2 separate regions of the Homo sapiens genome follow, and region 2 is linked to region 1. Evidence: read pairs that join two places in POLR2A ChIA-PET (ENCODE). Cell type or tissue: MCF 10A. All regions are shown on one strand. Links, peaks and the distances in the headings refer to the core of each region. The heading gives the core; the rest is flanking DNA.

Evidence for each region. Peaks named below come from ENCODE experiments on the same cell type or tissue, not always from the same donor. Only the 100,000 strongest peaks of a DNase experiment are listed, where the experiment ranks them.
Region 2: POLR2A ChIA-PET joins it to region 1 with 71 read pairs; 14 of 35 experiments call an interaction of 5 or more read pairs at or near these places.

What each region holds. Positions count from the first base shown.
Region 1 is chr1:152,039,906-152,056,075 of GRCh38, reverse strand. It overlaps LOC101927949 (a long non-coding RNA gene), which reads left to right and starts at 6,189. Exons shown (of 4, transcript XR_922147.2): 1 at 6,189-6,260; 2 at 7,642-7,803; 3 at 8,168-8,254; 4 at 8,339-8,787. RefSeq lists enhancers at 3,376-3,425, 2,978-3,534, 5,915-6,476, 7,663-7,982, 7,355-8,554. In MCF 10A, for the core only: CTCF peaks have their summits at 3,336 (motif pointing left) and 8,060; DNase peaks (open chromatin) are centred at 3,325, 7,495, 7,895, 8,265 and 4 weaker places.
Region 2 is chr1:152,174,969-152,191,138 of GRCh38, reverse strand. CCDST (cervical cancer associated DHX9 suppressive transcript) reads right to left here and starts at 1,836. Exons shown (of 8, transcript NR_186765.1): 1 at 1,658-1,836. In MCF 10A, for the core only: CTCF peaks have their summits at 5,384 and 8,516 (motif pointing right); DNase peaks (open chromatin) are centred at 5,388, 7,948 and 8,518.

The DNA.
Region 1 (16,170 bases), core at 3,275-11,274:
TCAAGACATTTAATAAACAATTGAAATAATTAACAAAGAGGAAAAGACTAGCTAGTTAGATAGATAAGTAGGTAGATATAGATGATAGATAGACAGATAGATAGATAGATACATAGATACATAGATAGATACATAGATAGATGTCTATATATCTACAGATAGACACATAGATACCAAAAACATTTAGCTATAGGTACAGAAGAATAGACTTGTAAAAATTATTCTTAGAAAGATAGAACAAACACAAGGAAAGAAAAAGTCTGGGGGGAAATGGATGATTTTTTTAGAAAAATTAATTCAAAAGAAGTATAATCATAACCAATTTTAAAAAATTGTCAAATAACTACCCTCTTACCCTTTAAGCAAGACAGTTTCACAGGTGAATGTTTTCAAACATCCACGGAACAAATCATTCCTACACTATTTAAACCACATCAAAGAATACAAATGTCAAGAAAGATTTACAGTTTTTTCCAAAGGTAGCACAGCCCTAACATCAAAATTCCAAAGCTCCCCAAAACTATAGATCAGTCCTACATATAAAGATAGATGAAAACCCCTGAACAAAATACCCAAGAGCAGTTTTTCTTTTCACTTGGATTCCATGAGCAAACACTCCATGCTACCACATATGGTTCATTTCAGAAAACCCCAGTTCTCTAAAAGAAACCCATTCATGCAACTCATTCTGAACTTAGCAGAGGAGAAAGCCTGTGCAATTATCTCTATGGAGACATGGAATTTTAAAAACACGTTATATGTTTTAATTTAAAATTATGAAAGCACCAGGTGTGGCAGCTCACACCTCTAATCCTAACACTTTGCGAGGCCAAAGCAAGCAGATGGCTTGAGCCCAGGAGTTTGAGAACAACCTGGGCAACATGGTGGAAATCTGTCTCTACAAAAAGTACAAAATTTAGCTGGGCATGCTGGCACGAACCTGTGGTTCTAGCTACTCAGGAGGCTGAGGTGGGAAGATTACCTGAGCCTGGGAAGGTCGAGGCTGCAGTGAGCCATGGTCGCACCACTGCACTCTAGCCTGGGCAACAGAGTGAGACCCTGTCTCAAAAATAAATAAATAAAATTATGAAAAGAGAACTCTACCTAAAATCAACAATGGTAAAACATAGCACTAATTTTAAAATTAAGAAATTTCCTTCATTCCACAAATATTTATGCAGCACCTACCATGTGGCAGACAATGGCAGGGCACAGGATACACAATGATGAAAGAAACAGCTTTGCAGCTCACAGACTAGTGAGGATTGCCATTAAGATTATAAACTATAAGAGTTATGCAGGAAAAGAGTGGGCACTATAAAACAGAAAAACAAGGAGAACAAAATTCAGACTGGAAAAGGGGATAAGAGAAAGCCTGTCTGAGGATGTAATATAAGAACAAGGATATGCTCCGTATCCACAGGATTTTTCACTAATGCTGAAAGAACAGAAAAGAAATAAATTAGGTACACAAATTAGAAAGGAAGAGGCAAAATGGTCATTGTTTAAGACACCAGTATTTCTACCTAGGGCATCTAAGAGAATTGACTGAAAAGGTATGAGATCCACAAAGTTTAGTAACAGGTAGTTATAGAACAAACTTCCCTCAGAAAAGTAACTTTCTTATATATCCATAAAAACCTAATAACTAATATCAGGGAAAGATTCTGCTTATCACAATAGTAACAACAACAATATAATATGCCCTTAGGAGTAATTAATGTGAAATGTGCCTCTGATATAAAACTGGTTTGAAGAACATAAAGGAAACCTGATTTATGTTTCCTTGTTCTGTTCACAGAGCCACCTTCTTCTTTGATGGGAGAATTCACCATCATAAGGATATCAGTTATCCCCTTATTGGTCTATACCTTGAACAGGAACTGTATAGAAATGAAGTGTTTGGAACTGTATAAAAATGATTCTAAAATTTATCAGGAAGACTACATAGGCAAGAGTAGTCGGGACAATTTGGGGAAAGGTGTCAATAAAAGGGCTCATCCTATTGTATATTAAAAGTATCCTAAGCTAAAGTCATTAACATACTGTGATACCGGTGGTAATAGGAACGAGAGGAAAAGTCAGTGGAACAATTAAAAGGCCAGAAACATATCCAAGTCCAGCTGTGAGAATTTAGTATTTAATGAAGGAAATATTTCCAAATCTGGAGGCTCACTCTTTGCAGAAGCTTGGCTGGAAAAGAAGCGGGAGACCCCACACAGCTAAACAGAGTCAGGGTAGGGGGAAGGCTGGCGGGCTGGCTTAGGGCTATTTGGTGAGAAGAATGCAATACAGAGCAGAAAGCGGAAGATGCAGGAAACCAAGAGGATCATTGACGAATGAAGAATGAGGAGCTAGGTGGGAGGGCGTGGGGTCCAAGGCCCCGGGGAGGAGCAGGTCCCCTCTGCAGTGGGAGAGGGAGTGCAGATGGCGAAGGTGCGGACAAGGTTGGATAAATGTGCTGCGCAGGGGCAGGGAAGAGCTGGAGGAGTCGGCGCCTAACAGCTGTCTTCCCTGTGGTAGAGCAAACAAGGCCATCTGCCGAGAGACGGAGCAGTGAGGAACATGCTGAATCCTGAGGAGAAAAACACCCGAGTCGCCCTGAGACTTGAAACCACACTGGATGGCAGCTTTATTCCCCCCTCACCCAGCCCTCTCATGCCTCCATCTGAGGACAAGCCCAGCTTCAGACTTTTTAAGTCTCCTCCAAGTTACATGTGTGACAACGGAGTAAAATATATCAACCTGCATTGAACAGAACCCAAGAATAAGAATCTATTCTATGTCCGTCATTGCAATAATCTTCTGTAGAAGCTGAGGGAATGACATTAAACCTCAACTCGTTGAAGGAGTTTCTGGGGGTTTGGGGTTGGTTTAGTTTGGTTTTTGAAACAGGGTCTTGCTCTGTCGCCCAGGCTGGAGAGTAGTGGTGCTCTCTAGGCTCACTGCAGCCTCCACCAGGGCTCAAGGAATTCTCACACCTCAGCCTCCCGAGTAGCTGGGACCACTGTCACCCACCACCACCCCTGGCCAGGAGTTTCTAAAACACAAGATCACTTCAGGTGCGATCTTGTTCTCTCCTGTATTGCAGGAGAGTTGCAAGCATTCGTTCCGTAGATATCGTTACTCTAGCTAATGTATCCTAACTTCTGTCCCTGTCCGTGCTATGCAAACCTTTTCCCAGATGCTCCACGAAATCTGTCTTCACCAGGCCCAGCCAGCTCACCTGCCATGTAAGTAGCCACTCAATTCCTCATTAGTAGCCATCCGGAAAGAACCCGGTGTTGAAGATGTGCGGCCCTCAGAACTTCTTTTTCATGGCTTGTGCGCCACCTGGTGGTGACTGACTGCAATGTCTCATGTAGACCCCGCATTAGGCAACAGGGAGTGGAGAAGAAACCTCACTTCACCGCCCTGGCCTGGACTGATGGTGAGGGGAAAACACAAGGTCTTGGAATTTCTTTATTTTTTTTTTAATTGAGGCAGGATCTCACTGCGTTGGCCAGGCTGGTCTTGAGTTCCTAGGCTCAGGCGATCCTCTTGCCTTGGCCTCCTAAAGTGTTGGGATTACAGACATGAGCCACCACACCTAGCCGCTTCTTGGAATTTCAAATAGACAGGAGATTCTGTCATTCTCATGTTCATCTGTAACTTAGATTTTAAGGCAAAGAATGCTGCACAATCCCCGAACTCAGTTCCTTTGGGGATACAGGGTGGTGTTCCTACTGCATTGTTAGATTGTAAAATTGTAAGAGGCATCATCAATTAAAAAGAAGCAGTTGAGGGCAGGGGGTGACTATTACGTTAAATGAACACTTCAATTTTAAGACACGCCTGGATTTCAGAAATGGTAAAACATATGAATAAATGGGTATTAGAATATGGCTTTCATCTGTGAAATCTGGATAGGAGTGCAGTGTCTGCTACATGTTTATTTCAGCATCAATGATTCTATATTATAGCTAGCTTTGGTGAGCAACTATTTCAAAAATCGCTACCCAGAGGAGTCCTGCCAGCCATCCTGCTGAAAAAAAAAACAGAAAGACCAAGAGAGAAACTGTAAGAATAGGCTGGGCGTGGTGCCTCACACTTGTAATCCCAACACTTTGAGAGGCTGAAGTGGGAGAATCACTTGAGCCCAGGAATTCAAGACCAGCTTGGGCAACATAGTAAGATCTCATCTCTACAAATAATAATAATAATAAATTAGCCAGGCATGGTGGTGCACACCTGTAGTCTCAGCTACTCAGGAAGTGGTGGAATCGCTTGAGTCCAGGAGGTCAAGTTTGCAGTGAGCCATTATCGTGCCGCTGCACTTCAGGCTGAGAAACAAAGCGAGACCCCCATCTCAAAAAAGCTGTAAAAATAATTTGACCTTCCATTAATGGAGTTGTGCAGAGCCGACAGTTGGCAGTTCATTTGCTAGCGACCAAGATTGTAGACTGAGAATGGGCTACCAACTCCAGCCTTTGCTGAGCGGGAACCCACGAGCCAAGAATGAATGCCCCTCCCCACCCCTCCCCTGCCACAGGCACAGGCTCAGGCGTGTGCTTAAGAAAGGAGGAAATGTTACTATAATAACAAACTGTCTCTTCTTACAGAGTAGGACTGCCCAGAAAAATGTCTTGACATGAGTTCAGGGTGGAGGGTGACACCCAGAGGACTCACACAAGCAGTGAAAGATGACTGATAAACTGCTAGTCATGGGAAGAGAGGAATCTGGGTTGCTGGACAGGGGAGGAAAAAAAATAAGGAGGAGTCCACAGGTGGTGGAAGGCTGTGTGAGGTGTGATGTGACCCTGCCCAAGACTCCCAAGTCTTTAACACACACACATACATACATATTTGCATGGTTTTTTTTTGGTGGGAATCTAAGAGAAGAGGCTTAATTACCCATGTCAAGCAGGCAGATAGACCTCACTGGAAGGAGACAGCCGTGAGAATGTGAACCCTGGGGACCCACTGAGATCACCCAGAAGGACTTGGAACTTCTATTGGCATGGATTTAGTGTGGGGATGATTCACATTAATTTATTTACTCTTGAGAGCCAGAGAATCTCTGGATCACACATGGGTGATATATAGCATGGGCTTTTGCAAACTCTCATCCCCCTTTGACTTGACACCTTTAAGCCAAAACTGACCTGCCCATGGATCAAGCACTCAACAGCACTGCTGATACTAATTGACAGATATGGCTGGGACCTTCCTCCCTGCTTTCATCCTATTCCAGTTCCTCCTGTCTGTTGGCCCTCAGTTTGATCTCCTTGTTCCAAACACATTTCTGCCTCTTTGATCTGGTGTGGTATTTTCCCCAGCTCTGACTCCAGTAGTCCCCTATACCAACTGAAGCTCAACCCTCTGATCCATTCTCTAAAGGCCTAGTGTAGCTAAAACCACCTTACCCTGAGGGGGCTCTAACTCCCAAAGCCCCCATGAAGTGGAGCAGGGAGTTGTGACCCTATAAAGTACTATTCTATCAGTCATACCAAAGAGCCTCACCATGGGCTCTGGTGACCACCTCCCTCATAATCCCCTGTTGGTTAGTGAGAATTATTAACATGCAGACTCTTGACCTCCTGAATCAGAGTCTCTGAGTGTGGTGTCCAGGGACCTGAACTGTTAACAAGCTCCCAAGGTGAGACTTGTGCACACTAAAGTTTGACAACCACTACCCTAAACAAGCATGATATTTTTTAATGTTGACACTTGCACAGTGAGGTACGGGATGCTCTTGGTCAATTTAACACTCTGATAAAATAGATTCCAATTACACCATGAAACCATTAAAAATGACAAGACAGAAGAATATTTAATGACATAAAAAGGTATTTATAACAAATAGTTATGTTAAAATAATCAAGTCTTATCCCACTTTAGAGTAAAATCTGAATGTTTATATGCACATAGAATGCAAGTCAGGAAGAACGTAGCTGGAAAATTAACCTGCATAATAAAATTGTCGGTGCTTTATTTTTTTTTTCTATCTACATTTTCTACATTTTTGCAACATGTACACAAGTACATGTGCATATTGTAATGTCCACGGGAGCGAGACTTTGTTTTACCGCTGTTGTTGTTATTGTTTTCCGTTTACTGCAGCACTTTATTTTTCCTTATATTACAACGTGTTGCTGAGGCTTCATGATCTCACATAACAGTAAAAACCAAAATCTGTTCTCATGTTTAGTTGTGCAACAGGAAGAACTGCATCACAGAATATTTTGCAAGAACCTGAATCATCCCATTTGGCTAAAAAGGTATGATATTATTCTTCATCTCTTATAATGTTTATGCACTAAAATTTGCTTGATAACAGTTTATAAGTGGACTAATGCTAAAGACAGGTGTGTGTAACAGGGTGATTAGAAAAAAATAGATAACACAGACATAAAAGCATTCACTGGATCGGCCATTTTAATTAATATTTGTAAATCCACAAATGAAATATTTCGCAATTATGGAACAAAGAAGGTGGTCATCATCTCTTTAACAAAATTATAAGCCATCAAAGTTTTTTAAAGTATTGCATTTGAACAACGCAGATGCAAGAAGAAACAGAAGCAATGCTGAACTAGAACCTATTACAGGTGTATTTGAAATCTGGAGTCAGCTATTTACAAAATGGATATGTGCCAGGTTCATGCATGACAGTTGATGAGCAGTTAACTGCATCAAAATACACACACACACACACACACACACAAAATAAGCAAATATGTGTGTAGCTTCAAATCTAGGAAAATATGGAGTAAAAATTTGGGTTTGCTATATCTAAATTCTTATTATTTCTTTTTTTATTTTCTTTCTTTGGTTTTTTTTTTTTTTTTTTTTTTTTTGAGATGGAGTCTTGCTCTGTCTTCCAGGCTGGAATGCAGTGGCGTGACCTCAGCACACTGCAACCTCCACCTTCTAAGTTCAAGCGATTCTCCTGCCTCTGCCTCCTGAGTAGCTGGGATTACAGACGTGTACCACCATGCCTACCTAATTTTTGTATTTTTAGTAGAGCTGGGATTTCACCATGTTGGCCAGGCTGGTCTTGAACTCCTGACCTCAAGTGATATACCCACTTCAGCATCCCAAATTTCTGGGATTACAGGCGTGAGCCACCACACCCAGCCTATTATTTCTAATACAGTTTTTTTTTTGTTTTTTTTTTTACTATTCTTACTTCTACAAGTTATTTACAAGATGAATCAAAAGATAGATGATAGATAAATAGACAGATACAGATAGATAATTAAAAGCGTCCATTGGACCTAAATGGTAAAAGGTGATTATTTTTCCTGGTATTCTGAGGGTTAAGGCCTCACATGATTCCTGTAACTCTACAAGTTACTTATTAGTTGAGTAAACCTGAAAGAGATTAAGAATTCGGTGGCCTTTGTGAGGCACTGCCCCACCCTGCCCACCAGGCTCTGCCGCTCCATGGCAACTCCAGCCAGCTCCTCCCTCCCCCTGCCACCAGCTGGTGAAGTCACCAGAACTGCCACCCTCGGGCATTGTGGGGCAATGAAGGTGGGTGGAGGGAATGAGGCACCACAACAGTATTTCCCTCTAGCAGCTCCTGGGACTGGGTTTTCTGGCATTTCTATCTCCCCCAAATATCTGTAACAGGCGGTGTTCATATCTCTAAATCAGAGTTCTGGCTGCTGAGGTAGCAGGACTGAGACCGGGGCTGGACCCTGACTGAGACCCAGGAGCCAGCAGCCTCTAGCCACTCCAGTCACAGGCACAGCCCAGGGACCCACCGCCACGCCCTCCTGCAAGATAAAGGAAGCAGCAACTCAGACATCAGGGTGGGTGAGTCACTTCCTGGGCCGTGGCTCAGGGCCTCCACTCTGCTCCAGGCCTAAAACGCCCTTTCTGCTCAGATCACAAAAACCACTCGTTTCCTGTCCACAGCTAGATTTCTTTACTGGCCAGCCTGGCTTGGAGGGAGGTGCAGAGCAGCCAGTCTTAGAGAGGGTACGTCAGGACTCCTCCCTACTCCCACACAGGCGACCAGATCCCGAGGCTGCAGGCAGAGTGTGCCTTTCTGCTGCCCAGCGCCCCCACAGGCCCAGCAGCACACACTGTGATCTTCAACCTGCTTTATTTGTTTCAAGTTTGCCGTTTAAAAGGCAACTTGCTCTAGAAGGGCATTTGCTTTCCTCTCTTCCTCTAGACACACCCACCAAAACACAAGGAGAGGCCCTGAAAAGTAACTGGAAAGTCACAGACCGTTCTGGCAAGTGGAGTTGATGAGAAACAGGTAATTCCTGCTCGTGGGGCTGACTGGTTTTCTGCTTTGGCTCCCAATCAAGAGGTGACTAAACACAGAGGGGAATTTTACCAGGCCCCAGAGACTCGGATTGGAGCGAGAGAGTTCCATGGGCTCAGCTGGGAAATGAGGCACAAGGAGCCAGCCCCAGAACAGAGACCCCTCCAAAGCCAACAGCTCCAGAACCGCCTCTTGCCACAACATTCAATGCCCTGGCTTTGATGTTTTGTGTCTCTTGCTGACTCACAAACTTGGGAGGTAACTGGCTTTCCCTATCAAAAATTACTAACCCTTGAGGGGCAATTTCGCGATAGCTGTCAACATTTTCAATGTTCATAATCTGGACACCATTGATTCTGCCTACTTTCAGGGGTTTTTCCTCAGATATGCCCAGACATACACAGGATTTCTGGATCATTGATTAGGGAAAAAATGATGCCATCTAATTGTCTTTCATCAAGAACCCACTATTTGGCTGGGTGCAGTGGCTCACACCTGTAATCCCAGCACTTTAAGAGGCTGAGGCGGGCGGATCACTTGAGCTCAGGAATTTGAGACCAGCCTGGACAACATGGGGAAACCCTGTCTCTACTAAAAATACAAAAAATTAGCCAGGTATTGTGGCACACACCTATGGTCTCAGCTACTCGTAGGCTGAGATGGGAGGATCACTTGAGCCTAGGAGGCAGAGGTTGCAGTGACCCGAGATCGTGCCACTGCACTCCAGCCTAGGTGAGAGAGTGAGACCCCACCTCAAAAAAAAAAAAAACCTACTATTAGATATTTGATATTCCACCTGTATTATAGAATACTATGTAGTCGTTAAGAAGGTAGAGGCTGAGCACAGTGGCTCCCGCCTGTAATCCCAGCACTTTGGGAGGCTGAGGCGGACGGATCACAAGGCCAGGAGATCGAGACCATCCTGGCCAACGTGGTGAAACTCTGTCTCTATTAAAAATACAAAGAAAATAAGCTGGGCGTGGTGACACACGCCTGTAGTCCAAGCTACTCAGCAGTCTGAGGCAGGAGAATCGCTTGAACCCGGGAAGTGGAGGTTGCAGTGAGCTGAGATCATGCCACTACACTCCAGCGCGATACTCCAGAGCGATACTCCGTCTCAAAAAAAAAAAAAGGAAGAAGAAGAAAGTAGAAAGATATGCACTGGTATACAGATCACTAAGTGAAAACAAAGCAAGTGGCAGATGAGTGTATACAGTGTGACTCCATACTGTGTACATACTCAAACAAAACAACAGTCTTTTAACAACAGAGACACTTTCTGAGAAATTTTGTCATTGTGGAAACATCATAGAAACCTAAATAGTATAGCCTACTACACGCCCAGGCTATATAGTATAGTCTGTGGCTCCTAGGCTCCAAAGCTGTGCAGCATGTGACTGTACTGAATACTGTAGGCAATTATAACACAATGGTAGGTATTTGTGTATCTAAACATAGAAAGGTACAGTAAAAATATGGTATAAAAGATTAAAAATGCTATACCTGGCATCACATGGCATCAGCTGGACTAGCTCCCCTGAGGCTGGAGGATCCACTTCCAAGATAGCTCACTCATGTGGCTGTCACTTTGGTGCTGGCTCTTGATTCTCTTCTACTTGAGCTTCCTCACAGCATGGTGGATGGCTTCCATGAGTGAGTGTCCCAAGGGAGAACCAGGGAGACATCATCTCACCTTTTAACATCAAGTCTGAGAAATCATGTAGCATTATTTCTGAAACAGTCACAAGCCTACCTAGGTTCAAGGGGGAAAAATATAGAACCTACCTTTTGATAGAAAGAGTGTGAAGGTCACTTTGTAAGAGCGTGTGGGAGGCAGATATTGTTTTGCCCATTTGGGGAAAATACAATCTACCAAGCTCCCACCCCAAACAATTCATCTTAGCTAATTAAGGTAATTTCATCCCTTTGGCCAACAATTGGTTCAGGGCTAGGCAGGACTGAACAGTTTTGGGCAGTGAGACTCAAGAGAAGCTTGCTCAGGGTTTTTGAGAAAAAGAAGTTTCTCCCACTTGAACAAGGAAATACATGCTCCTTATGTGCCACCTGCTTCTGGTGGCCATCCTATGATTACAAGGGAAATGTGGATCACGGGATAAAAAGACTGAAGAGCCTTGTCCCTGATGACATCACTAAGATGCTGAATCAATCAGCCCTGGAGACTGCTCTGTCCTGGGACCTACTTTTATGGAGAAAATAAATAATAATTTTATGAATACTGAACCCTATTTGAGTCAAGTTTCTATCCCTTTCATCCAAAATCTCCTTAACTTACCCAGTTTCTTCCTAACATTCTTAACATTGCTGAGCTAACCTGCCCATCCTCAGGCCTTCCAAGAGCAGGAGGTGAGGTATGGGAGCCAGGGAAAGGTGAAACTAGAGGAAGTCTTATCGCACAAAAATGATAAACCATCTAAAAAGACCACAAGAACCTTTGAATTCTTCATTTGTCACATGAAAGTCCTCATGCCTGGTACTAACCCATCATGTCCTTGCCCTACACCCAAAGTATGAATAAGAAGAAGGTCGTTAAATGCCCTCTAGAAGGTGGGTGGTGCCACTAACAAAAGGTAGGATGGAGATGCTGGAGCCTGTCGTTAATGAGCTGACAGCCTAACAGAAAAAAAAAAAAAGGCTATAATTCAAGATTCACTGTATTACACATCAAAAGAAAAGTACAGATACAGTGCTATGTATCAATGAAGGATATCAATGAAGAGACAGATGTTTTTAGTTGGAAGAGATGACTGAAAGCCCCACGAGAAGATGCTTTTTGAGTTGAGTCTTCATAGAGCTAGAATTTGGATATAAGAAGATGGGGAGAACATTCCAGATGGAAGGAAGGAATCACAAGAACAAAAACCAATATATGGGAAACTGTGAGATTCCTAAAGGCTGGAAGATATTCAAAATGTGACCCAGCACTGGCCAATTAGAACAGTTACCAGTCTGCAAGGCTGAAGAAAGTCCTAGAGACCCTCTGTCAAGCCATGCATTAACCCTTATGTTACCTGGTTATGGGAATTGGGTGGACCAGGAGAGGGACTGGAGTGGCTGGAGCTTCAGGTGGGTGGCACTCAGGGGTTTAAGCAAGAGGCTATTTAGCAAGTGATAGAGAAGAATTTCAATATTTTAACAACCAGCGTGTGGCACCAGTTCTTACTAGTGAGAACCGGCTAAAAAAATCAACCCTGCCTACAGGAAACAGTGAAAAGTTCCACTTCACTAGAGTTCACAGTGAATGAAAGGAAATAATGAAAAAATAGCTGGAATTAGGCCACGAAGGAGTTTGAATTCCAAGATGAAGAATTTGGACAAAAAAATTAAGCAATACAGATCCACTGAGAATATTTTGATGACACATTCAGATCACAATGGATTGAACATGGATCTGACATGGTGTGGCTTCCTCAGAGTAGAAATTTAGCATATATGTGACAATTTGCTGTGGGTCATTGTGAAAGAGAAAATTTCTCAGGTCTCCCTAACTACAGTGAAGACCTAAAAAAACTATAAGGGAATACTTTAATGACTTCCAACCATCAGCATGAAAGATGTCTAGAAGAAAATGAAGAGAAATGTAAATGTGTGCTGACAATGGCAGAAAGCAAACAGTTAACTCCCATCAGCAATCACAGGGACTCGGCTGCTCCAAGATGCCATCCCACAGAACACCTGAGAGAGCTGAGGGCCAGGAATTAGAGCAGAGGCAACAGGAAGTGAGAGGCGCTTGAAGGGATAACAATAATGACCCTCCACATTTGCAAAGTGCAATTTACAAGGCACCCTTTCTTTTAATCCACACGGCAATACTGCGAGTAGTAATTAACATTTGTATAACACTATACCATTGAAAGAGCCCTTTTATATTCATTATTTCCTTAATTCTCCCCGTCTTACACCTGAGAAAACTGAGGCCATTAGAAAACAGCTTATCTACTAGGGGAGAAAACTGGAACTCAAACTCAGGCCTTTAGATTCCTTGTCCAGCATTTCCATTTACGCTAGTGTGGCCTCAGGGACTCTGGGGTTATTTCTTAATCTTACAAATGTGGCCTCAGTGCTCCAGGCAGCAGCTGTAGGTTGTAAGAGAAACCTAAGTATCTCCCCTTACCGTTCTCCAAGGGGTAAACCTTCTATCCCAGGACCTAAATAGAAATAGGCTCACCCTAGAGACCAGGTGCACACCTCCTGGTGCAGAGGGCTCAAGCAGTTTCTGGAAGGATCCCATCCCATCCCTGTTTTGTTCATCAAATTAGATCTGGGAATCCTTAAAGGCAAGAATCATGACTTTTTGAAATCTTCATATCTTCAGACCAGGATGTGGTACTTAACAAATACTTGTTGAATAAAAATGAATATATACTCCAGCCTGGGCAACAGAGCGAGACTCCGTCTCAAAAAAAAAATGAATATATAAGTGAATATGCATATAATACCCTTGGAAATATCTTGAGATTCCCCCTCTGTCCAGAAAAAGAAAAACAATACAAAGAGCCAAACAATTCTTGAAGCAACAAGTTATTTAATATTAAGTCATAAGTTTTTATTTTGTTTTGTTTTTCCAGACAGGGTTTCCCTCTGTTGCCCGGGTACAGTGGCACAATCAAAGCTCTCTGCAGCCTCGACCTCCACTGCTCAAGTAATCCTCCCACCTCAGCCTCCTGAGGAGCTGGGACTGCAGGCACACTCCACCACATCTGACTAATTTTTTTAATTTTTGTAGAGAAGAGGTCTCGCCACGTTGCCCAGACTGGTCTTGAACTACTGGGCTCAAGCGATCTGTCCACCTCGGCCTCCCAAAGTGCAGGGATTACAGGCATGAGCCAGCGCACCCAGCCCCTCACAGCTTGTTAACCTCCTTCATGTCCACTCCACTTAAACTGGAATCAGTTTAGCACTCATCATGCTTAGATTTTGTCATCATTTATAAAGGCTCTGCCTACAACATGTTAAACTCACTGAAAAATTAGACTATACCAATAACTTCTTACATGCCAGCTCTCTCCATCCCTCTTTTCCACTTACCTTGCTCCTTGATTTTGTGGAGCCTTCCCACCATCCACCTTCTGTGTCCTTGCTCCTTCCTTCTTTGTCCAGCATGCAGTGCCAATCAAGTGAATTCCTTTCTCACCCATGCCCTCAACTCCTTCACCCCTTTATCCTTTGTTTACACCCATACACACACACCTAACCCTAAATTCATTCCACAGCCCGTTCTCTTGGATCTGATGACTAAACTTCGAAGCACACCTGGAAGAAGCCATACAGCCACACAATCACACAACCATGTGGATTGAAGTCACCACAAAATGATAGGTCCCTAAACTTTCACACCACTCAGCCATTCTGGTTCAGCTCCTCTTTCCATTTCCTCTGAGACCACAGGACCTCCTCAAGTCCCCTACCCAATGCCTATGCCCTCTGTGCCCCCTACCCAATGCCTATGCTCACAGATGCCTTACTTCCTGCCTCATAGCATCAAAAAGGCCATGGGAAAGGATAACCCTGTACAGCCCAAACCTACAAGCTATCTACAGCCTCCCTCCCACTCTTCTCCTTCTCCACCTCTCTGAAGTAATTCCAGTCACCCACGGCTCCTCTGGGGTCTTGTTTCATTGTTCACATTCTTTCAACCTGGAATCTTTGACTTCTCATTCTGATAACTCCTTCTCCACAGCTTGTAAAACTGTATATTTTTAAATATACCCTTAATCCTAGATCCCCTCTGGCTGCCACTTTCTCCTTTTCTTCATATTCAATTTGATCAAATGAGTAATCCATAACCCCATCTCTACTCTTCATCTCTCTTCCTCAGTCCACTGCCATCTGTGTTTCTTCCTACCACCACACTAAAACTGCTCTGGCAAAGGTATCCAAGGATATGATTGCCAATCAGGTGGACACATCTCAGCCTCCACCATACTCTGCCTCGCTGAAGTCTTTCACCTTGTTGACCACTCCCTGTATCTTGGAAGTCTCTCTTCATGAGCTTTGATGACACCAGAGAAGCCTCCTCCTGCTTCCCTGATCATCTCTCTTCTTTCTTCTATGTTGGATCATCTTCCTCCACTTGCTCTATAAATATTGTTTATTCACCTAAGTTGAGCTGGTCGAGCAGCATCTGAACAGAGACTTCATCTGTCTTGTTAACCACTACAGCCTCCATGCTTAGATAGCTCTGCACACATGAAGATTCTTCTTATATATCTGCTGAATGAATGAGTGAATGTTGGAAATACTGGAGTGAACAGTGCACCATCTCTGCCCTCAAGCATCTTGGAATCCAGTGAGGAAGATGATTAAGTAAACATAAAATGACAGTAGAGTATGATGGGATTATGATACAAGGAGCTATGAGAGAACATAAGATAGATACTGGACATGCTTAATTCCTCCAGCATCAAATTGTCCCACTTACCTCAGACTCAATTTGATCAATATCGAATCGAACCATCATCTTCCCTTAAGCCCCCGAAAATGTTATTCAGTTTATGTTCTCTATCTTGGGGATGGTACTGGTACCACAGGGCTATCAAGCTAGAGTCCTAGGATTCACGCTTGATGCCTCCTTCCTCTAATGCTCCACAGCTGAACAGTGGTGAAGTTAGGTTGGTTTTGCCTTCTCAGTATTTGGTAATTCCCTCTCCCCATCTCCATGGCCATCTCACCCTGGTTATTGCAACAATATTCTAATATTCTTTGCCTCTAGTCTTTCTTCTTTCTAGAACATGTTTTCTACAGTTCCAAAAGTGAAGGGGATCACGTCACTGTCCTGCTTAAAAATCTTCAATGTTCCTTGATACATAACCCTAAGGTTACAATCCAAACTTCCAAGTATATCTCCTAATGAGCTGACCCTTGTCTCTCCCATCTCACATCCCACAGCTTCTGCCTCACATTTACCATCACCCCATACCCTAAGTCTGGTTCTACTGAACCACCTGCAAGTACTGAGAACACGAACAATGTTTCATCCCGAACCTTAATTCTGCACAAGCCACTATGTAAAACTTCCTCTGAAGACACTGCTGTAAGTCCTAAGCATTAAACATGAATTAACTCTTAATCCTCACAACAACTACTATTCTCTCCACTTTACAGATGAGGAAACTGAGACACAGAGCCAACAAATAACTTGCTAGATTTCATATAGCTAATACGTTGTGACACTGGGATTTGAACCCCAGTCTTGTGGCAGAGCCTGTGGCTGTAAATACTGTGCTATCTTGCCTGAGTTCACCTTTTTTCACTACCATGTTCATCCACCTGGTGAATTCTTATTTATATTTCAATACCCACCTCAAGCAGCACTTTTCCAGGATACTTTCCCTCCTCTCCCAGAGTTAACCTCTCATTTCTTTCCTGGCATTTGTCATTGTGTCTTGGTCACACCCCTGTTATTGCATTTGTCACTGTACTGTGTCCATTTCAGAATCAACCCAATGCTACACAGAGATCAGACTGCACATAAGAATTACCTTGAGCCATGGAAGTTCCTACATTTATTTCCTGATAAGCCCTTTTACCCATCTGTATATTATTTTTGTCTCTTGCTGTCAGTTTACCAGCTCTCACTCATCCTCAGCTCCTTGCTGGCTCCAGCCCTTCAGTTTGATTCATTGTTTGCCTGCTTTGACAAATCTACCTTGCCTGCTACCTTTCCTGAACTCTCCCTCCTTTGACTGATAACCTAGAAATGAACCCCTTTCAGCGTGACCCTGGGGAGCAGCTGTCAAGCAGGCAGCCCTAACTGGGTGGGGCTGATCCCCCAACCTGGCTCTGAACAAGTCATACTTATTTGGTTTAGCTTTTTCCTTTGGTTTCATTCAAGCTACTTCATGGGGCTGAAGAGTTATTGAAAGAATAAATGTCATAGAGAAAGTAAG
Region 2 (16,170 bases), core at 4,024-12,023, 130 kb before region 1:
ACTGTCAGCAAAAGGAATCCAGTGAAATTCTGGAACCTACAAACCAAGAATGGGTGACCAAGTTTAAGGACCTGACCTAATTCTAAGCTGTAGGTACAGATTATCAGTGGGCTTGTCTTGGGGGAAATGGGGAAAGTAGATGAAAAAGAGATGAAGGCCAAAATGGTTATGTATAGATTATTTGTCCCTTACGGGCAGGAGACAGGCTTTATGCCTCATTTCTATCCTCCACACCAGTTAGCAAAATAAATATTTACTGATTATGTAAAAAAAGAAAGATCACAGAGAATTTGGTATTACCCAATGATGGGAAGTATGCCAAGATAACCTTAGTCATGATTTAAGCAAGTTATGTATTGTGAAGTCTCCATCACCCTAAAAACACCAAGTGGTAATGTGATCTGGTGAATGAACACGACTGGAAATGAGGACATGAAACCAGACCAGTTTTGTTAGAAACCTCTTATGAGACCCTAAACAAGTTACTTTACTTATCTGAACCTCAATTACCTCATCTTTAAAGGAGTAAATGTAATAACTCCAATTTTTTCATATCTAGAACACACTTCCCGCCAGATCTGACTAATTTCCTCACATCTTTTGAATCTTTGCTCAATCTTGCCTTCCTAATGAAGCCTATTTAATACTAACCACTCTATTTCATACTGCAACCTGCCCATCCCACCAACCCTACCCACACACACAAACACTGGTCTACATTTTTTCTTTTTCATAACACTTCTAACATTTTACATAATTTATTATCTTTATTGTTGTGTGCTAGAATGTGATCTCTATGAAGGCAAAGATCTTTGTCTATTCTATTCATTGATATACTTCACATCTCTGAGTGGAAACTGGAACAGAGTAAACATCCAATAAATATTTGTTGAATGAATACATGAATCGATCTTTAAAAAGGCCAAAATCTTGTGAAAGACCAGAATAATAAATCATTTATATTCTCCCTGAGACCAGGGTCGGCCTCCCACACCCTCAGGCATCCCTATATCCCCTGGTACAGTGTACCATAGTGTGGAATAAGTATTCAATACGTCCCTACTAAATTACTAATTAAACATGGGACCCAAAAAGACAAACATAACCGCGTGCTCTGGGGCCACCTGCTGGCAACTCTTAGTAGGTACCTAAGCAACCAAACTGACAAGAATTTTCAGTGATGAATGGAGTGGCAGGGATTATCTCCTTTCAGCCAGTGAGAACAATCAGGCAACAGACGGCAACAGGAGGAAGGAGGGTAGGCTGGAAATCAGACGTTTCCAAAACCTGCTGTGAAGGACCATACACCCACTGTTTCCCAGAACTCACTTTCTACTTAACAATAATAACGGTAAGTACCCTGTACTGTTTTAAGCACTTTCATGTATCATCTCATTTAATCCTCACATTAATCCGCTGTACCATCTTTACCACCATTTTATAAATGACCAACATTTCCTTTTGAAATAATTACTTTACTTACGTGAAGCAGTGAAGCGGTAAAACAGTGTAAACTATTATTAGTAAGAAAAATCAAGGCATGACTTTTGGGGAGTACCAAGGCACCATGTGCGGGCAGAATGTGACACGCCTGGAGAGGACCAACGACGCCCCAAGGGGGCTGACCTACCAGCCCGCCCCTCAAGCCAAGCACAACCTCAGTCCGGGGTTCTGGATCCCAAAGTCCGCTCCGTTACATTCGGATCACACCAGAACAAGGAGGCAGCCCGCGCCCCGGCTAGCGAGCTCTGCGCCAGGGGAACGCGTGCCGGCGCCCTTAAGCTCCCAAAGCCCCTTCTCGGCGAAGCCGCCGGGGGACGCGGGCCCCGGAAGTGCAGCCCCTCCGCCCGGAAGCAGCTTTTCCTACTTCCCTTGGCGCGACGGGAGCCTGTGTTCACCAGTGCTCCGGCTGAGGCCAGATTCCTGAGGCCGTTCCTTTCGCTGTTTCCGAACGCACAGCCCCGAGAGGCCGGAGGGGATACGAAAGACCTAGGCCGATGGCCCTTCCACACTGCCGCCCCTCGGCTCCCCACCTCTACCAAGGGAGGCCACTGATGTCAGATTCCTCTGTGTTCTGGGAGGATGTTCTGGCCGAGGTCCGCGACCGGGCCCAGCAGCTGCCTGGGGCAGTCCCCGTGATCCTAACAGAGAACGGGGCCTCGGCTCGCAGGATCCCGCTCTGGGCTCCAAGGGCTCCTCGTATTGTAGGAGCTTTCCGCAGCCCCTCTAGGCGCTGGGACCCTTTGGTGGGATAACGGCTAGGGTTCCCTACTCCGTCCAGTGCCAGCGTCCGGCCTCTGAAAGACTTTCCTCAGCCTCCACCTTATCCCGTAAATAAGGACTTCAGGTGACCTGCAAGTGCGCCCCCTGCTGGCCCGTCGGACTCCCACCACCTTGGTTCGCCCCAACAGCCTTGGCTACATGGTTTCCCAAATGGAGTACCAAGATAGTCTTAAGTGCTACATGCACTTTTTAAGAATGTTTGAGTATTTATTCTTATTTGTGTTAGAAAATACTAAAACCAGCCCAACAAACCGGTTATCTCAAATATTAGTGTAAGGCTAAATTCTTAAGTGAGTAGTTAACATTGGTTCAAAAATATTAGGCCGGGCATTGTGGCTCATGCCTCTAATCCCAGCACTTTGGGAGGCCGAGGTGGGTGGATCACATGAGGTCAGCAGTTCAAGACCAGCCTGGCCAACATGGTGAAACCCCGTCTCTACCAAAAATACAAAAATTAGCCGGGCATAGTGGCACGCACCTGTAATCCCAGCTACTAAGGAGGCTGAGGCAGGAGAATCTCCTGAACCTTGGAGGCAGAGGTTGCAGTGAGCCGAGATCGCGCCACTGCACTCTAGCCTGGGCAACAGAGCGAGACTCTGTCTCTAAATAAATAAATAAGAATATTATTATTATATATACACAGATATTGCAAAAATCTTGAAGGTGGTACTCAGATGACTAAAGGAGAAAACTCAGTCTCACAGAGTCAATCAAGGGAAAAAACGGGTGTGGTAGTTAATTTTATGTGTGAATTTTGTAAACCAAAAATTATCTGAGACGGGTCTCAAATCACCTTAGAAGTTTATTTTGCCAAGGTTAAGGACCACTCCAGAAACAGGTCTGTGCTTTCCCCAATGATAATTTTTTAGGACTTCAATATTTAAAGGGTGAAAGCAGGGTGGAGAAGAAATAGGGAGGGTAGGGTCACATTACTAAATCCACATATTGCAAGATAAAAGGAGAAGAAGGTAAGGGAATAGTCAATTATGTTTCCGTCTCATGCTCAGTAAATCGGTGCTTTACACAAGGTAGGGTGAACATAGAGTGGAGATATTTAATCTTTTATCAGTAGCTATGGGCCTAGGAACAAAAGGAAAGGCCGTTGCTTGCATGACTTACCTTCTGCTTAATTTTTTTCTTTTGGCATAGTGAACTTCCCTTTCACATTTCAGAGGATATTTTTAGATGGGATTAACATTTAAATCAGTAAACTTTGGGTAAAGCAGATTGCCCTCCCTAATGGGGTGGGCCTCATCCAATCAGTTCAAGGCCTGAATAGAACAAAAAGACTAGCATCCCTGAGCAAGAGAAAATTCTCCAGCAGACTGCCTTAGGATTGTGTATAATCAGCTCTCCCAAGTTTCTAGCCTGCTGTCCTACACTGCAGATTTTAGACTCTCCAGCTTCCATATTCACATCAGCCAATTCCTTGTAATAAATCTCTTTCTATAAATACACATGCTGTTGGTTCTGTTTCTGAGAAATCCTACTAATATGGTGGGTGATCTTAAATAGTCTTCCCTCTCTGACACTGAGTGGAGCTTCAAGGAGGACAGCAGAAGAAAGAGGGCTTGACTCCAGTATCCAAAGTGCTGAGGGCTCACCCTAGGACCTATTCACTGGGCATATTGCTGTAGCTTTACTTCTTCACTCCCCCTTCCCACCAGGTCCCTTGGATGCCAGGTTCTAAAGCACTCCCACTGCTCACTCTTCCTGGAAAAGGGCATTGTGGTGGAATGTTGAAGGAGCTTGGCAGCCAAATCAGCATATCCAGTGTCGTGACTCAACCCCTTCACAGCTCGCAACCTTAGTTTATCAAAGTCCCTTCCCTTCTCTGGAATTCCATTGTATCTGTATGATGAGAAGGCTTGATTAGGTGATGTCTAAGGTCTCTACTAGAGGTGAGCGCCTTTTCCCCACTCCTGGCCTCTTTTCACTCCTTTCTTCTCCTTGCCCCTGAGATGGTAGAAGGACTTAACTGGTTGGTAAATTTTGTAAGAATAATTGGCTTAGCTCTACTCTGCTTCTACTTGGGAACTGCAGAGATCCCTATGGCATAATAGGGACTTACTCTTAGGCAAGGATGCCCAGGCCTGTCATGATTAGGTGGGTAAGTTAGCCTAATTCTCAGTTCTAGTATGAGCAAGCCCCAGCTAGCAGACCTAGCGCTACTAATGTCTTACTTAATCACTATCAATAAAAAAGATGACATTTTGAGCACCACATTTTCTTTCTATTTTTCAGTACAGTTCAGAACAAGGGCAAAGAAATAAAACAGTTCCGTTTACTGAGATCCCTTTGCAGAACACAGTAATTCCTTCTAGCCCTTTCTAGCACTTATTAAACAAGACAATATAAAACATCTAATGAATAAATTCACACTAAAGGGCTAATATAACCCTTCATAGGCTATTTATACTTTAAAAAGCACTATAAGAAACAGAAAAAGGGCAGTGCTTTATGGTAGACATTATATAACTATACTACCTCAGTGGAAAGTATATTTTGGAGTAAGACCTTTTTCAGGGCCTCTCAAATTACACCCGTCTGTTCATCCGTCAACAGTTGTTAAGAAAGTTAAAAGTAGAGATTATGGAGTTAAATTGTCTGGGTGCAAATCCTGCTGATGTCCCTGACTAGCTGTGTGGCCTTGGGTAGGTTGTTTAACCTCTCTGTGCCCTAATTTTTCCATCTACAAGATGGGGATAATAGTAAGAACTTGAAAGACACTTGGTAAGCACCATAAAACTTCTATTGTGTGTAAGACACTGTGTTACTCCTAAATCCCCCAGGACTTTGCCTCTAGAATAAAATCTATAGAACCAAGAAAGGAAATTGATTGCAGAGGCCGTGGGAATGGTAAAATTAAATCAAATGTAAACATTTGGGCCAGTAACAAGGACGAATTTCTGGACAAACATGACTTTAAAAACAGGACTCTTTTCCCAGGATGAGCTCCTCAAACTGATATCAGATTGACTAGTTCAGCTTCCAAACCCAGGAAGCTCTTTTGGGCACTTGGGACACTCCTGAACAGCATGCACAGGGATTTGCTCCCTGATGATACTGAACGTAATTCCTCCAAACTGCCACCAGGTGTCTACAGACACTCACACACCCTCTGGCTCCTAAGTCAACAGATGGGTACTTTAACTGAGAAAGAAGTTACCAGCCCAAGGGCACGCGGTTTGTTAACGATGAACTCTGTGGTAGAACCCAGGTTTGTGTGGCTGGTTATTATTCAGTCTCAACTCCAAAGTGCCTCAGGGATAGAAGAAGCAAATTTCAAAGAAAGAATCAGGCCCAGGAGGAACCTGACATACCATCATACCTCTGCCTCCTTGAAGGATAACACGAGCCATCCCAACCATAAAAGGATCCTCTACTCCACCAGAAAAGAGATTTAAATTGCCCCTCAGTCTCCCTGAAGCTCAAGCCCAGGGTTTGGCGTTTTTCACTGCTTAGAAGTTTTTCTTGGCTCTGCCTTCAGATGTCAGCCCTGAAATTCTCAGCTTAGACCAGCAAGCCCAGATGTATTTCTTCCCTTTGCCTTTAATGGTCCTCTCCTGGTGAGCACAGAAGTAGTTTGGGCAGCATTCAGTGCAGAGCAGGGATCCCAAATGCAAACATCCTCTCTTCCCTGTCTTAGATCTAGCTGTTAACAAACCTAGAGGTAACTATATGCATCTTTCTTCTTGGTAAACACTGAGTACTTATAGCATGGAGTCCATCATTAGACACAAAGAATGTTCACACTTGCACTACACCTATGTATTTCTCTTGCTTACACAAGGGCACACTACCCCACCACCACTAAATCATAAGTTCCTTGAGGGAGGAACTCTGGCTTTCCTCCCAGCACTACACATGGCAGCTTACACAGTGAATGCTTGTTGAATTTGCCCCAGTGGTGACAAATTTGAGAGGCTTGTGTGGATTCTGTATGTGGGATTTTATGTTCATGTTAGATCATTGCCCCCTACCCTAAGGAGCTCCTACTTTGAAAAATGGCATATGTCTGTCTCCTCAGTGGCAATACGGGCTCTGGGTGTAGACACACATGGGTGGTATAATCCATGGCACAGGACCCTGGATCTTGGGATGAGGCTCAGGCTGAACAAAACTAAGAAAGCAAAGGGAGACATGGGTACAGAAACCTCCATAGCCTGGACCTCCCCTGACTCTATAGCTGCCCTAGGGTGTCATCAGATCCCCTTCTCATCTCTTCTCTTCCCCTTGCTTTCCCTCCACCTTTCTCTCTCTCTCCCCATCTCTCTGCTCCCCTCTTTGCCCCTTTTGCTCTCTCCTCTTACTTCCCCTTTCCCTCCCATCTCCATCGTTCCCATGTTTCCTCTTTTTTTCCATCTCCCTGCATTGAATGAACAAAAACAGAGCTTCATACCTAAGACTCAGAGTCCTCCTAAAGGAGTTCCCGAGATGAGCTCAAGGACAGCTCAAAGGCAATGGCATCTGGAGTCATCTGTGCTAAAGCACTCTGCACCAGTGAGGACTCTTGGAGAAGATTCTTCCTGTACCTCTGTCTGGTCTTATTGGTGTACATCATTCAATAAGTCACTGGCCTCCCAGACGCTGGCTTCCATTGTCCTTTGCACCAAGCCTCCCAGGACAGGACCAGTCCCATCTTGTTCCATAGGAGCCTGCCTCCCACCTTGCCACTTTCAGGCCAGTCCAGTCAAAAAGCCTAGGAGCCTACACTTCCTATAGAAGGCAGTCAGAACACCATCAGGCCCCAGGCCCACTTTAGAAGCCATTAAGTGCCTACTCCATACACAGTTCAATGACAGTACAGCAGCTTCACCACCATTGGGGGAGACACAAACATACAACCCTGAAGTAGGTTTATGCCCTGGGAGCACATGATCTTGCCAATTCTGCTGCCCTGGTCTCAGTTCAACACATCTTCACTGAGTATCAGCTCTGAGCAAGGTGCTGAACTGCCTTCTATGCCAGGTCACAACTAAAAAGCAACCAAACACAAATCTACCCAGCCTGCGGGTCCAATTACTCTGGTAATAGCTTCGCCAGCTATTTTGTCACCTTGTCTCTAACATAGGGGCTCTTCCCACTCACTTCCTTCATAGCTTAGGCCCTGATCTGAGAAATAAAAATCTCAGACACCTCTGCAAAGGGGTCTCTTTAGGAACTGGTGAGCAACTATACGTTTTTATTTACACTTTTGGTCATAATGGTAGGAGATGAAACTTGGCATAAAATGAAGACCACAGGGGAAGGGCCTAGAGCAAAACACACTGGAAATGCCAAATTCCAGAGCAACTCCATGAGCCTGTGATTAGTATGGAGAAATGGGTAATCTCCTTTGACTCCCAAGGCACTGCCAAGACCATGCCCAAGGCACCTTAGTGCCAAGATTGTTAGACTTGAATGGGAACGATGTCCTCTTTTTTTCTTCCCACCCCTAGCTGTTGTGTATTTGAGAAAACTAGAAAATATAGAGGTAAAGTGATCTGCCCAACAATATATGGCTGATCAGTGAAAGGACTGGGATGTGAGCCCAGTTTTTCTGACACTTATTACAACATTCCTCTTACAAGTACTCAGTGGTGCCTGATTCCTTAACACAATGCCAAATGTAACAGTGAACTTGTAGCAACTTGAAGCTAGAGTTGGTTCACCCAGAAAGCTGCAAAGCTAGCATACAAACTAGCTGCCATTTCAGTGGAATAATCTGACCTGAGTTTATTCCACTGGTAAGCTGATTGCTGAGGAGCCAGCCCATGGGTTCACCCAGGGGACTCAGGGCTCCAGGATGCTGACTCACACTAGCCACACTCAGCATCCCCTGGCAAGCCAGACACCAATATTCACATGTAATAGACACTGGGCCTCATCATCCGTCCGGGACACTGTGATGTGCCTGTCATAATGCACAAGATCACGCAGATGTCTACACCATGTATCAGAAGTTTACAGGGGAACAGAGGGTCAGGACAGAGAATTTTTCACTTTCAGAGATATTTTAAATTAAAGAACCAGAATGTCCTTTCCCTGAATACTGCTAAGGGAAATAAACATGTTTCACTCTCCTTTTTGAAAAACAGCGTGGTGACTTTTTTGTTAGTCCTTGTTACCCCAACATCCCCCAACAACATGTTAACAAGTGCTTATCACTTACTATAATTTCCAAGCCTACAGATGAATCTACACTGATTTCATTTCAGGGTGGTTGTTTCCAGGTGCTTCCTCAAGGAGGCACTATAGACTCATTCAACTGTCCCCAAAGCATAGCTGGAGAAATTACTTCTTGGAAGGTTTTCGGTAAAGCAAGCAGGGAAAACAAGTCACCTTCATAATGTGTGACTTCAGATTAGCCTCAAAGAGGACTCCTATTCTTGTGTTCTCTTCCAGACTTTTTGCCTCTTTTTTTGTTGGCCCAGATCTCAAGTTCTTTGGGCCTTATATACTCCTTGCCTTTTAATAATGAGGTCACACTCCAAATCCTGGTCTTTAGTGCCTAGAGCAAAAGAGAATATTGGGAGTGGGCCCCTTCCTCCCTGGTCCACCACATGGATGGGGATTAAACTCCATTTAAGTCTATGATGGAGACCATTCAGCCTTATCATCCCAATGTGCCTCGTTTTCTAGAAGGTCAGAACCCTGTCACTGGCTCTGGCTGTGTCACTCGAGGGGTCCTTAGTCTTCAGGACAATCCCTTGTTTGTTTCTTGTTTTTTTAAAGTGAACACAAGTTCTTTAGGAAAGTAAAGGAATAAAACGATGACTACTCCACAGGCAGAGCAATCAGGACAAGCCCTTTTATAATGCCTCTGACTATTTCTGACCTGGGTAAGCTATCAGGCTTCTGGGTAAAATAAAACTCCTCTTATTAGTGATTAGAATAGTCAGTGTGCAGTAATGACAGCAATGATGTTAATAGAGAAACAAGAGTAGCAACAATAGCAGCTATTGAATGGTCTCTTGTCACTTATGAGACAAGGGAAGGAGGCTAGGTTTCTACAGAGCAGGGCCTCACTTCACTGTGGCATGTGCCATCCAGCCTGTACCCAGGACAGTTGCTGCACCAGGGCCAGCAGGAAGAGCCACACTGACCTTTGCCATTCACCCAGCCAGAGGGGACATCCAGAGCTTGGAGGCATAGCCAGAAGGCCAGCCTGGGATGACTGAGCCAGCCTTTGCCCATCCTGGCAAAGGAAAGACATTAGAGGGGATGTAGCCCTGCCTCTGCTGAGAATCAGCACTTGATGTCTACAAAAACAAAGGCTTTCCGAAACATAGCATTCCCCAGAACTGGCTGAACCTAGGGAGCCATGGCTCAAAACTCTTCCAAAACCTTTCCCAAGACTTCTTGTGCAACTTTGGCCTGTCTCTCCCTGTGTCTTTCCCAACAGATAAGAAGAAAAGGAGGTGAGACAGAGAGACCACAGGTGAGAGAATGACTCTGGTATAATCCACCAGATCTGAAAATACCTGGAACTCCTCACTTTTTGGAAGTGAGTTGTCAAAAAGTGTGCTTAGGTCCCTCTTGAAAGCCCAGGACTTGCCATCCTAAATCTCCTCTAGGGCTTCTGCAGCTCTGGGTTCTGTCTCCATAGGCCAGAAGCACTAGGCTCTCCTTTAATGCTGACTTCTAATGTTAAGAAGCTCCCAAAAAAAATGTGCTGCATTTCTTCTTCACAGGATGTATCACAGTTTGTAATTATTTTTGCATGTGATGATTTGATTCTTAAATTAAGCACCACAGTCGGGAATTGAATCTGATCTTGTATAGAAATTGGCCCAGGGTTTGGGATGCAGTAAGCTCCATAAATATATGTTGAATAAATGAACATATGAACAAATGAGTACCAGTCAGTTCTGAGTACCATGTTTTATGAGAGGATTTGAGAAGCTATAGCATATACAGAGATGGCAGCCAGGATTGGGAATGTTCTTGAGATCTTATGTGAGAAAGGATTGAAATGACAGAGGCTATAGAGACTGAGATGAGGATGTGTAAGAAAGAGACTGGCCTATTGTTTCCTGATGTCACACAGAGAAAGCATTCATGAGACTTGATTTACATTGTTCTAGAAGGCAGAATGGGAACCAAGAAGCAAAAGTCCCAGGCAGATTGTAGCTCCAAGCAGATGAATATACCCCATGGCTAGAATTGTCCCAGGGTGGGACAGTTTATTCAGTCTCCCATCAGACTGAATGGTCATGCAGAGGCCGGATGCCACCCTGCAGGAGCAGGACAAGGTGGGCCTGCATCTTGCAAGAGGTTCAGCCAGCAGACCGGTTACTGAGATTACCTGGAAGATTCCAAGTTCGTTTCTCCCATGCTCCAGGAGAACAAAAGGACAAGTTTTCATGTGATATAAGTCTTGCAAGACCCCAGGAAAAACTGTGAAAGAGGAAAAATCTGACAGCCAACCTTGTTAACCTTTTCAGAAGCCTTATTCTCTCTACTAGCAAAACTCCTAAAGTTCACATTCTTGTTCTGGGTGCAAGCAAGCAAAGAAAAGAACTCACTTTAAAAGTGTTAATGCCTTAATATGTCAATCCATATTTTGAAAGAGGGTGCCTCAACAAAGCAATGTGCAGATATAATGGTAGGGCTTTTGGCACAATAGCATTTGAGCAGTAAAGTCTTAGATGTCCTCCAATCAATCAACCAACAAGGGCTCAGAAGCTATCTATGTCCAGCATAGTGCTAGGCAGGGGGAATGGGCACCAGATTGGGAGGTAGAAGTTTTGGATTCAAGTCCTAGCTCTGCATTATACTGACTATGCGATCTTGATTAATTACTTAGCTTCTCTGAACTTCATCTATAAAACTCACATGTACCTCACAGGGTCAAATGAAATACTAAATATGAGAGTGTTTTGTAAAATGTAAAGTACTATGGATGTAGCATTATTGTGATTATTATTTTTAGACATAAGTGGGAATGCAAAGCAATGTAAGGTCAAGTCTCTGTCTTCAGATAGCTCACCATTTAGTCACACCATATGGCAGGCCTAAACTGAGCTACTCTTCTTTATTCTCCCCTTCCTGAACACAAACTTGCAAAAGAACATAGGAAGAGGAGGGAGTGGAATGCAGAGAGAGAGAGAGAGAGAGAGAGAGACTGGCAGCTCTGGCCCAGGAAGAGGACTGAGCCAAGTCCTGGCCATGCCTGATCCCTGCACAGAGCCCTGTCTTCCTTCCTGGCACTGGGAGGCTTCCCTCTTGTTCTCTTCACTCCATTGCTCCCAGTAGCTCAAGGGACTCTGAACTCACTACCATCCACAACCACTTCAAGCACAACGGATATCCTCAACCTCCACCCTTCCCATCCCTACTTTAGAGGAGATGGTTCCCATAAATCAAGAACCAGCTTGACCCATTCAGGAAACTAAATCTTTATTGCAAATAAAGGGTTTCATTATTTCATTATTATGTTACATAGAACTGACTCAGAGCAAATTAAAACTGATTTCCACAATGGCGTGATGACCTTGCTTTTCACGGATGGCATGGCAGTACAAAAAGAAATCACTAAAACCACAAGACTAAGGATTTAACTGGGATTCAAGGATATATTTCCTGACAAGAAGTGAACTATAAAAAAATGGAATCTTTGAGTTATTGTCTGTCTGCTTGTTTGTTGTTCTGATAAATCAGAGCAGGCAAACTTTTTCTGTAAAGAGCCAGATAGTAAAGATTTTAAGTATTTGTGAACCAAAGATATTACAAAAGTACTTATATATGATGAGAGAAAACAAATTTCCACAATTTTTATTGGCAAAATCCAAAATATAATAATAATTGAATACAATGTTTTTGTAATACAGGTCTACCAATGAGAAAAATTGAATTCTGTTTTTGGGGGGGTGGGAGGGTAACATATCATCTAATTGGGGTTCAAAGCCATTGTCCCTATTATCTTTTTTTTTTTTTTTTTTTGAGACAGAGATTTGCTCTTGTTGCCCAGGCTGGAGTGCAGTGGCGCCATCTCAGCTCACTGCAACCTAATTTTTTGTATTTTTAGTAGAGACAGGGTTTCACCACGTTGTCCAGGCTGGTCTCAAACTCCTATTATCAAAATCTATTGCAAATGTTCATCTGCTAATGTTGATAAGTAACGCATAGTCCATTTTTTTAAATGTCTTTTCACACAGATAGATACTGCCAAATACTGATATCCACAAACATTTGATTTTACTTGAGCATATTTATCACTTTGAAGGTCTTTCTAGAACTCTACAAGATTCATCACTTGATATTTGCCTTACAACATGTCATTACACTAAAGACAAATCACTTCCAATTGAAGGTTGGGGGAAAGCTCTTTAATTACAATGCAATGAATTTTGAAATATGGAAATTTGCTTTGCATTTGCATTGATGTCCAAGAAACACTGCTGGAACTATAATTTGAGCTCAAAAAATATATTAGCTAAAATTTCTGTGGAATAAAAATTTCACTTTTTTTTGTTTTGTTTTGTTTTTTAGTAGAGACGGGGTTTCACCATGTTAGCCAGGATGGTCTCGATCTCCTGACCTTGTGATCCACCCACCTCGGCCTCCCAAAGTGCTGGGATTACAGGTGTGAGCCACCACGCCTAGCCTTAAAAATTCTACTTTTTATTGTTAATTTTTTTATTGTTTTTTAATTTAATTTAATTTAATTTTTGAGATGGAGTCTCACTCTATCACCAGGCTGGAGTGCAGTGGCACAATCTCGGCTCACTGCAACCTCCACCTCCCAGGTTCAAGCGACTCTTCTGCCTCAGCCTCCCAAGTAGCTGAGACTACAGGCACGCGCTACCAGACCCAGCTAATTTTTGTATTTTTACTAGAGATGGGGTTTCACCATGTTGGCCAGGATGGTCTTGATCTCTTGACTTCAAGATCCACCCACCTCAGCCTCCCAAAGTGCTGGGATTACAGGTGTGAGCCACCGTGCCCGGCCCCACTTTTTATTTTAACTTTTGACAGCACAAGAAATATATAAAACACTCTAACATTGCTTGTTACTCAACCAATGTTAGTTGTCTTTGAAATAACTTTACCACTGTATAAGTTTCACATTTAAGCACTGTTCTGCCTTGCAATTTTAGATTGAATTTATTAAGAAATACTATTAAGTCTGCCACATAAGCTAACTTCCAAAGCGATTTAGTGTGCAAAAATAGTGAATGAATGTAGCCAAGAAACATATGAAAAAAAACTCAACATCACTATCATTAGAGAAATGTAAGTCAGAACCACAATGAGATACCATCTCATGCCAGTCAGAATGGCGATTATTAAAAAGTCCAGAAACAACAGATGCTGGTGAGGTTGCAGAAAAAAAGGAACACTTTTACACTGTTGGTGGAAGTGTAAATTAGTTCAAGCATTGTGGAAGACAGTGTGGCAATTCCTCAAAGATCTAGAGGCAGGAATACCATTTGACTCAGCAATCTCATTATTAGGTATATACCCAAAGGAATATAATCATTCTATTATAAAGATACTTGCACACATGTGTTCATCAGACACTATTCACAATAGCAAAGACATGTAATCAACCCAAATGCCCATCAATGATAGATTGGATAAAGAAAATGTGGTGCATATATACCATGGAATACTATGCAGCCAGAAAAAGGAATGACATCATGTCCTTTGCAGGGACATAGATAGGGCTGGAAGCTGTTATCCTTAGCAAACTAATGCAGGAACAGAAAACCAAACATCACATGTTCTCACTTATAAGTGGGAGCTGAACAATGAGAACACATGGACACATGGCAGGGAGCACCACACACACTGGCGCCTTGTGGGTGGGGGAAGGGAGAGCATAAAGAAGAATAGCTAATGGATGCTGGGCTTAATACCTAGGTGATGGGTTGATCTGTGCAGCAAACCACCATGGCACAGGTTTACCTGTGTCACAAACCTGCACATCCTACACATGTACCCCAGAACTTAAAATGAAAGTTTAAGAAAAAAAAAATAGTGAATGAGGGTGATTCTTCTCATTCAAAACAAAAAACAAATCCAATCTTAGCCTTGAGCTCAAAACATCACAGTAAAACTTTACAACTGCTAAGCTATGAAACTGCTGCACTGTACAACAAGTAAGGATATTCAGCTTCTAGATCTGATTAACAAAATCACAAAACTGGCCATAGTTAAGTCACAAGAGTGAATGAAGTTCTCCATTGACACCACTGGTTCAATGCATATGAAAGATTCAACTATTTTCTGCAAAGTACCTGCTGAAGGATAGTACAATGAACAATCACAGGCTTTAAACACTGCATGTTCACAAGCTTTGAACATTTTCCAAAAGCCTTTTTCTTCTCCACATGTATGTTAGCATCAGTTGTAACATTTCTTAGATTTCACTTCAGGAAATTAGTATTTTCTGTACTTTGAAAACATCTCTGCACATAATTGTTCCACATGAACGTTTTATGGAAGCTAATTATTTAGTCATCTCAAACTCAGCATTAATTCCTAAAAAAAACAACTAAACAGTGTCAAAAACATCCTGTAAATTCATCAGGAACCAAGGAAAATCACTCAAAATCATGTGCCTTATTTTTTAATTGACTATTGATGTTGAGCCCAATGTCCTCCCTCACTCTTCACCCAAAAGCTGGTTGTCTTAAGCAAGTTTATTTTCTCTAGACACATTTCTTCAGCTGCTGCAATTGAACGTGATTTAATTAATGCACCATTGATTAACTTGTTTGGCTAACAAATGAGCCACTCAGAAACTTACTTTAGTTGCAGTCTCATTTTCATTTTTTTAATAAAGAAATTCTGCTATGATGACATATTTTATTTTAAATTTCCTAATTTTTCTAACTGTTGCTTCCTGTGAGTTGGAAATATTGTGATTAGTGCTTAGTCTGATCATTTCAACATATAGTCTATTAACACAGCTATAGTGTCATTGCATGATAAACATAATGCTTTGCCATCTAATTCATTACAAACAAAAGAATCCTGCCTTGAAAGTGTGACATTTGAAGTCCATTTCTGTCTTCTTTTTTTGTTTTGACATGATGGGCATGCACTAGTAATTAAAAAGTAAAATAAAACATTATGGTACAACTATAAAGTGGCACTCCCAATGGTGTCAAATTACAATAGCAGTACTGCAATTTTCAGCCCACCCAGAAACATTGAGCAGGTGTTGTCCCATGAAAGCAGCCATATACAATATTATGTAATGAATAAGCAAAGCTGTGTTTCAATACAACTTTATTTATAGACACTAAGATTTGAATTTCATATAATTTTTAGTGTCACAAAGTAGTATTCTTCTTTTGATTTTTTTCAATCAGTGAAAAATGTGAAACCATTCTTAGCTCGTGGGCCTTACAAAAACAGCAGGCTTGATTGGTCCCATGGGCCATCATTTGCCAACCCCTGAATTAAATTATTGTGTTGCCTTAAATGGTTTAGTTGTAGCTGTAGTTGGGGCTACTTGGAATCAGGGAAGTTCACCAGAAGACTTCTAACTTCTCCCCCAATTTGAGAATCTGTTGCACATGTCACAGACTATAGGTGCTATAATCCAATCAAGACCATCAGTTGGGTGAGCATCTACATCCAGCATACTGGGACAGGATAAAAGGGCAGAGGGTAAAAGAGAGATAGGAATAAAGAAGCTACCCTCAAGGAGCTTGCAGTCAAGTTGACAAGATTAGATTTCCACACAGGGACACTAGGAAGATGGGGCAATTTTAACATAAACTTTTAAAACTGTTTAAGGTCTTTTGAATATAGTCAGTATCTAGGAAATATTGGGTGAAGGAATCTGTGGGTAAATGATACAAAGTGTGGCTGTCTCCATACCAAATAGGAGCTCTGTATGGTTGCAACTGTTAGGCCCATAAGTTCTGGGATCTGACTGCCTGGATA